Regions from separate parts of the Homo sapiens genome. Here all the other regions are linked to region 1. Evidence: chromatin loops called from intact Hi-C (ENCODE). Cell type or tissue: PC-9. All regions are shown on one strand.

Evidence for each region. A loop is a pair of places that touch in the nucleus more often than their neighbours do. Peaks named below come from ENCODE experiments on the same cell type or tissue, not always from the same donor. Only the 100,000 strongest peaks of a DNase experiment are listed, where the experiment ranks them.
Region 2: a loop joins it to region 1, with 3 times the contacts of the local background. A loop is called at or near these places in 5 of 110 quality-filtered maps.
Region 3: it touches region 1 in a loop (5-fold over the local background); 3 of 110 quality-filtered maps call a loop at or near these places.

Annotation. Positions count from the first base shown.
Region 1 is chr3:126,959,068-126,961,567 of GRCh38, forward strand. It overlaps CHCHD6 (coiled-coil-helix-coiled-coil-helix domain containing 6), which reads left to right. Exons shown (of 8, transcript NM_032343.3): 8 at 1,129-1,353. The coding sequence ends at 1,134. Among named protein-coding and RNA genes, the nearest start is that of PLXNA1, 23 kb to the right of the region's middle. RefSeq lists enhancers at 843-1,390, 2,488-2,500. In PC-9, a CTCF peak has its summit at 1,453; a DNase peak (open chromatin) is centred at 1,264; H3K27ac peaks cover 1,527 bases.
Region 2 is chr3:126,858,060-126,860,559 of GRCh38, forward strand. The region is part of intron 5 of CHCHD6 (coiled-coil-helix-coiled-coil-helix domain containing 6); the gene reads left to right. Among named protein-coding and RNA genes, the nearest start is that of PLXNA1, 120 kb to the right of the region's middle. In PC-9, no CTCF peak of the experiment used is centred here; a DNase peak (open chromatin) is centred at 1,022; H3K27ac peaks cover 1,534 bases.
Region 3 is chr3:126,834,988-126,837,487 of GRCh38, forward strand. All of the region lies in intron 4 of CHCHD6 (coiled-coil-helix-coiled-coil-helix domain containing 6), which reads left to right. Among named protein-coding and RNA genes, the nearest start is that of CHCHD6, 130 kb to the left of the region's middle. In PC-9, a CTCF peak has its summit at 1,181; a DNase peak (open chromatin) is centred at 434; H3K27ac peaks cover 1,250 bases.

The DNA.
Region 1 (2,500 bases):
AGTTTTCAGCCCCTACCCACCACCCCTAAGAGTATTTCTTTAACAAACACACCTCACCAATATATCTTCCTCGCACCAAGGCAAAAATGTGATTACCAAGGAAGACAGATCACATTAAACCCCAGTGTATTCCCTGAGAGAGGCTCTGGGACACTGCCAGGTCTGGCTCCCTCCTTCCCGGCCCCTACCCCTGACATGACTAGCAAAGAAACCAGAGACTGAGCAATGGCAGTGCCAGAGGCCTGCCTGCTCTCCCCACGTGCTGCCTTGGCAGTGTGTGTGCATTTGGAGACGGCATATTCAACCTGACTCCCTCGGAGCCCCAGCACCCAGGCACTTGGGTGGTGCCCTGTGTGTGAGATGTGGCAAGTGCTGGAGAAACTCTCACCACCCTTCGCCAGCCTTCGCCTCAGAAGGCTGCTGGCAGAACCAGAGAGCGGGGAGTGAAGGGTCCCTAAGAGGGATTTGCTTATGCAAGGGGCCAAACAGCAGGGGACAGAGGCCCACATGGTCAAGGGCCTTGGGGTGGGGCAGCACTGCTTCTCTCTCCAGGATCTAACATCTGCCCTGGGGCTCCTAGGGCAGGTAGGTGATGCCTAGGCCCAGAGCCTGGCACCTGCCTGTGTGCAGATGTGCTGGGCATCTCAGATGAGGACAGGGGCCTCAGGCTGTCCACCACAGGACCCTGACTGTGCGGACCCCAGCATCCCAGCAGGCTCCTGCTGAGCTGTGAAAAATCAGAGAACAGAGGGGAGGCCTTGATGAGGCAGAGCAGAGTTGGGTTAGACTCTTCTATATCCAGGGTGCTTGTCAGAAACACCGCAGCAGGTTGAGGGGGCAGGGGCAGGGGACCTGCCTTCTGAGCCAGCCCTGGGAGAGTAAAGGAAAGGGGAGCGGGTTCTGGTGTCACTGTCGTGTGGAGTGAGGGCCCGTCCCCTGTTGCTGGGGACTGTGCTGGGCTCCGGGGTACAGAGGTGAAGAGACTCACTGATGGGTCTCCAGGTGAGGAGGGAGACCAACTCACAGCTGCTCCCTGGGAAGCGGTTGCTGTCACAGGGCGATCTGCACGGAGCTGGAGGGCATGGGCGGAGTGGGCCCTGACTCAACTCTGACCTGTTCTCTTTGTAGGGCTGAGGAGCAGACATCATTCCCTGCCCTGGCAGTGACTTGGAGCCCTGAAGAAGGGACCAATCATGGGACCACAGCCACTGTGCCCTGCCGTTTCCTGCTGGGCCCCTGCATATGCCCCTGAGCCTGGGGCTGCCACGTGTTTAGGAAACAAAGTATGCGCTACTGTCTGAAAACAAATAAAGCAGATGCCTTTGTTTTCAGTCGTTGACTCACTGGCAAACAGTCACTGCTGCCTACTCTGCGTCCAGCCCTCTGCTGGACACCAGCGAAGTGGAGCTGAGGAAGATGGGCTGCTCCCCTCGGGGAGTCCCTGGCCTGGCAGGGGAGATGGCCTGAGAACCCCTAATTACATTGCAGCAGCAGCAGCAGCAGCAGCAGGCTGCCGCGGAAACAGGGAGGAGAAGGAAAGGGAGCAGGCCTTTCTAGGGATGGCACAGAGGGAGAGCAGGCCAGCTTCCTGCAGCGAGTGCTGCCTGCGCCCGGGGCGGAAGCTGACCAGACGAGGGCAGGGCGGGCCGGAGACCCAGCAGAGGGGATCCCAGGTGTGAGGGCAGCAGGCAGTGGAGGAGAGCAAAGGTGGTCAAGGCAGGCAGGCGGCGCGGCTGCAGAGGCGGCAGGACTGCAGTGCAGCAGGCTGAGTTGGCACTGTCTCTGAGTGATGTTGCTCCGGCTGTCAGGTGGTGCCAGGGAGACAGGACTCGATGCCAGGGAACATCACCAGTGTGGAGGGCCCCGCACAGCTCAAGCCCAGGGCGGGTTAGTGGGGCTGATTGGCAGGACTGAAACCGACTGAGCGACAGAAGAGGCCAGGTGACTTTGAAGTCTCTGACTTGGGTGTTGGGGGTTCTAAAATAAGGAATGCAGGGATTGAGGAGGGCAGATGACAAAGTGGGTTTGGGACATGCTCTGCCTGGTTGGTGTCCAAACACTGGACTTCCAGTCCTTGTCCTTTAGCCACGTCCTCCAGCCAAGGTGCCCTGACCACACTCAGCCTGTACCACGCCAGCAGGAGGATTTTGGGTTGGAGCCTGGGATCCTCTAACTGCTCTGCCGGTGACCTTGGGTTTCCTGATAGAGCCCTTGGGGAGTCCCCATGCCATCTGGAGCTGAAAGCCTGCAGCCTTGACTCAGGCTTGGCAGCACAAACTTCCCTTCTCAGATTCTCACACTCAGAGCTCAAGGGGTGGGTTGGGGCTTGGGCGTGTCCTACTGGCTGGGCGGGTAGTATACTAGCAGCCAGACAGACAGCTTTGGGAGACTCCCTTTCTAGGAGTCCCGGGTCAGCCTGTGGAAATGCACAAGGAGACTCCATGTGGTGTGATGCGGCGAGGAGGGGTGGGGTGCACTGGGCACCCTGGCCTGAGCCCTT
Region 2 (2,500 bases), 100 kb before region 1:
TGGTATTCATGATAGAGCATTGCTGGCATGAAAGTGAGCCGTCCACAGCTGCAGGTGCTGCTGTTGGAACTCCAGACACACTGCTGAGGAAAGCAGCCGGGTAGGGAAGAGGACCTACAAACTGTGATTCCATCTACAGAAGGGGTGAAGGCAGCACAGCACATCTATGGTGTTAGCAACTGGGATAACAGTTACCCTTTGGGGGCAGCAGTGACTAGCAGGGGTCATGTGGTGGCAGGGGCGGGGGCGGGGGGGAGGGGTGGGTAAGGCTTCCTTTCATGACCTTGGTGTTAGTTACAGGTGTGTTCAGTTGCTGAGAGTTCATCTGGCTGTGCTCTCAGGAAAGAGTCGGCACACGAGGCTTCATAAAAAGTGGGCTGCAGCTGAGGAAGGCAGCCCAGCAGGGGTGCCCCATGGCCTCTGCTGCCCCTCGCTGCCAGGCACCCTCCTCGCTGGCCTGCAGCGCTCTGCTCAGGATCTGCTTTCCAAATCCCAGGGACCTTACAGGCCTTAAACATCCTCTTCCAGGCCCTCCCAGGCCCACCTGTGTTTGCCTCGCCTCCTCGTGTGACTGGAGGACAGACCAGTAGGGATAGGCTACTCGCCTTATGGAGAGACACAGCCAGAATGCGGCAGGCCCACTGTTAGCCCACATCTGTTTGCACCCGGCCCGCTGGGCTCTTGCCTCCTCTGAGTTCTATAATTCTGAGTACCTCCTCTTCTGACCAGGTTGCTCCATGTCCATTCAGTCTAATAGAGTTGCTAAAACCCTGTGTCAGGTGCTGTGAGACAAGGGTCATGGGCACAGAATGAGGGCTGGGTGTGGAGCTACACCTCACTGGAGTGCCCCATAGGCACCGCAGAATCGCCTGCTGCTCCGTTGTCTGTCCCCCGCTGAGGTTTGAGCCCTGTGCATATTCTAGCACTTGCCACACTCTGTCTTGTTAGCGCCTGTGGCTGTCTGCTCTGCATCTGTGAGCACAGTCCTTGCTGGTCTGATTCATCAGGTGATTCATCGCCAAGGGCTGAGGATGCAGTGCCTGGCATAGAGTAGGTGCACAGTAAATGTTTGCAGGAATAAAGAAGGGAACGTGTGTGTATGCAATCAGGAAACAGTGACGCAGCGGGGTTCCAGAGGAGGAGGGAGCCTTTGCCCAGAAGGCTTCTCAGTGGGAGCTGTGTTTGGAGAGAGCAGGATGTCAGTGGGCCGCATGCAGGGCTGGTAGTGGAGAAACTGGGGCTTCTGGCTGGAGAGCTTGGCCCCAGCCAGGTGCTATGTGAGAAGGGAGGCCACAGGTGGTACAGCTGGGAAAACAGGCTGGCCTGAGAAAGAATAATGGTGCCATTAAGAGAAAGAGAAAATTTAGGTGAGCCACTACACTTGGAGAAGGTTGTAAATTTAATTCTAGGCTTGCACGTATGAGGCAGAGATGACCAGCTGATGATTGAGAAGTATCAGACAGGGAGTTCTGTGTCCTACAGAATGACAGTCACTATAATTTTGTGAGCATATGCTATGTGCCAGGCCCTCTTACATAAGTCATCGTGAATCCTTGCAGCAACCCTGTAAGGTAGATTATATTACACATGTTCTACAAATGCAGAAGCTGGGAAGCAGGCTGAAGTAGCTGTCAGAAGCCATGCACACGGCTGATAGATGAAGTCAGGTCTGCGAGACTCCAGAGCCCGCTCTTCCACTGCCACGTGCTGCCTCCCACCGCCTCCCGCATCAGTGAGTGGAGAAGAGTCCAGGAAGAATGTGGTTGGCAGTGCCAAATGCTGCCTGTCAGAGACATTGAGGACGAAGTGAGGCCTCGCTCATGCTGGCGTGAAGGCCCCGTGAGCTGTGTTGAGGATGCATGTCCTGCATTGTCATGGAGACTGATGCTGGGTTCCATGTAGGGTTCAGGTTCCCCAGCACTGGAGAAGGAGGAGGTCTCCAGACACGTGCTCAGTGAGGGGTGTGTCTCGTTGGAAGAGCCGCCACCTGCCTGCCGGTCACTCCAATGTGGCCAGCAGTACTTCTGTGAGTGAGAGAGGCCCAGAGTCTGCACCAGAGATTCAGAGCAGGGTCCCCTACCTTGAGGATGTGAGTGTGAGAGGCCTATAGAGAGAAGCTGCTAGAGCCTGGGGATTCAGAGGGAACTGCTAACAATGACCTGAAAACAATACAGCAGGAAAGCTTCCCTTGGGGAAGAGGCCCACCTTCCACCGTCATGGGGAGCACTCTTTAACCTGCTGAGTGAGGGATCTGAGCCCAAGGGACTTTTGAAGAGTTTTTGAATCAGAGTTTTCCAAACACCGCATGTTCTCACTCACAGGTGGGAATTGACAATGAGAACACTTGGACACAGGAAGGGGAACATCACACACCGGGGCCTGTTGTGGGGTTGGGGAAAGGGGGGAGGGATAGCATTAGGAGATATACCTAACGTAAATGATGAGTTAATGGGTGCAGCACACCAACATGGCACATGTATACATATGTAACAAACCTGCA
Region 3 (2,500 bases), 120 kb before region 1:
ATTTGTAGCTGGTTGAGACTAGGTCAAGGAAAAGTGTTTTTCCAGTTTCTAATATCCATTCTCCAGAGAAGTAGCCCGGGTGGGAGATCCTAGATGGATCCACAAACAGTTGGAACAGATTTCTGACCAGCCTCTGGGGCCCCTGAGGGGCCCCTGAGAGCTTAACTGATGGAGATGGCCCAGTGAGCCCCACCCTAGCTGCAGGCCAACAGTTCCCTATTCTCCAGTGTTGTCCTCTTAGCCCAGGTGTAGGTGCCAACAGCAGAGGCAGGACAGTGCTCCCCACACAGCCCCGATCCCTCCAGTAGGTGTGGGGCACCTGCCTGCCTGCCTGACGTCGTTACGGGCTGAGGGTGTGACAGTGGCCAGGCAGCTTGTTCTCTGGTCAGGTAGGGGCCACTTCTCTGACTCCCTTAACCTCACGGCTCTCCAGAGAACCTTTCTGACTCATGGGCTTACAATCCCTGAGGTCTGAAGTGCCATCAGAGTGGGGCTGGGAGGAGTGGGGATTCTCTGGGCATGGAAGACCACACACACCTGGCCGGCTCTGCTCAGTTCATGAATTTCCCACCTGGAGACTGGGCAGTTCATCACTCCTGTTCTCTGCAAGGAACTATAGGTCTGTTGCTGGTCATGTTTGAGCAACTTCTCTGAACTCTTACTGTTTGGAGCTGCAGTGAGAAGCAGCAGGCAGCAGAGCTGAATCACTGGCTCCTTTTCTCCCTCCCCATCTCTCTCTTTTCAGCCTGCAGATTTAGAAGCATGAGTAAGCTCTGCTTTACCCGACTCTTGCTTATTTCAAGCAGCATGCTGTTACCCTGTACCTAAAGACAGCCCTTGCCTCCCTCACAGGCAGGGATTCTGTTCTCCAGCATTACTTTTTAAAAGGTGTTCAGCTAGAAAATCGCATATTATTTCTTCTGTAAAGGTTTCTCCTTGCCACCTTTCCGTAGCTACAGCTGTCACAACCACAGTTAATATTTTGTGTGCCTGTACATGTGAGTGCACGGTGTGGGAAGGGAGATAATCAGTCTGTCCTCTTGGGCAGCAGCCTTCCAGTTCAGCTTTTATGAGCTGCATTTAAAAAATAAATAAATAGATCATATCGCTATCTTGCTCAGAGCTCTCCAGTGGCCCCTGTGCTCATAGAAGGCAGTGCACCACCTCACCAGGGCTGCAAGGCCCTGCGCCGTTAGGCCCCAGCCTGTTTTTCATGCTGCGTCTCACCACTCCCCTACTCCATTCCCAGGTATTTGTTATGGTGTTTGTTATGTCTCTCGAATATGTCATGTTTGTTCCCACTCAGAGGCCTTTGCATTGGTTTTTTCAGCAGGGAATGAACTTCCCTAAGATCTTCGTGGCCTTCTATCCTGTCATGCAGCTCTCAGCTCAAATGTCACCTCCTGAGAGGGACCTTCTCTGGTCATTCCCTATGAATGAGTCCTCACCCCTGCCTCTCTGGACCGCCACTCTGTTCTTCACAGCCCTTCATCACCATCTGACACCACATTCACTCATTAATTTATGTTCATCTGTCCATCCCTTCCTGTGTGTCTCATTCATCGCAGGATCCCAGGCTTTTAGAACTGTCCTGGTTCCACAAGCATTCAGTACAATTTTGGTACTGAAGACAGTGCACACAAGAGTGAAACAGCAGTGGGGACACTGACCGGGAGAGGCAAAGCGCTGTAGCAGAGATTGTGCGGAGATGCTGAGAGGAGAGAGGGCGTCTGCAGGGATACGGAGGTGCTGGCTGAGCTAGGTATGCCTGTGTAGACCAGGGCTCAGCTGTTCTGCCTGAGCCAGGCTGGCTCTGCTCTGGAGGAACAAAATTCATGGCACATGCCCAGGAAGACAGTGCGCTGAGGATGTCGACAGGTAAGGACTGTTGGACGCCAGGAGCAAGTGCGGGGGACTGGCCTGCTCTTCCTGAGGAGAAATGGACATCGCTTTGGGCTTTCACCGGTCCAAGCTCCCTTGTGGTTAATTGTTACTCTGTGCAAATCTGGGGTTCCTCCCAGCCCTCCACTAAAGGGAATTGTGCGCCAGAGTGGCTCTACATTTCATTTCCGACCTTATCATCCTTGTGCCCTAGAACTTTATTAGACATTGCAGAGATGATATCATGATGTCTTAAGATAGCCTTGCTTGGAAAATTATACCAGGTAAGATCTTATTACACCAGGAGATGAAGCCCATTACTTTAAAACTTTACCTCTGCCATGTATTGATTATGTGGCTCTGGGTGACTTCATTACTCTGTGCCTCATTTTTCTTGCCTTTAAAGTGGGTTTAGCCTGGGTGTGGTGGCTCACCCTGTAATTCTAGCACTTTAAGATGACAAGGCAGGAGGATTGCTTGAGCCCAGGAGTTCAACACCAGCCTAGGCAACATAGTGAGACCCCATCTCACCAAAATTTAAAAAATTAGCCAAGCATGGTGTGTTTGTAGTCCAAGCTACTCGGGAGGCTGAAGTGGGAGGATGGCTTGTGCCCAGGAG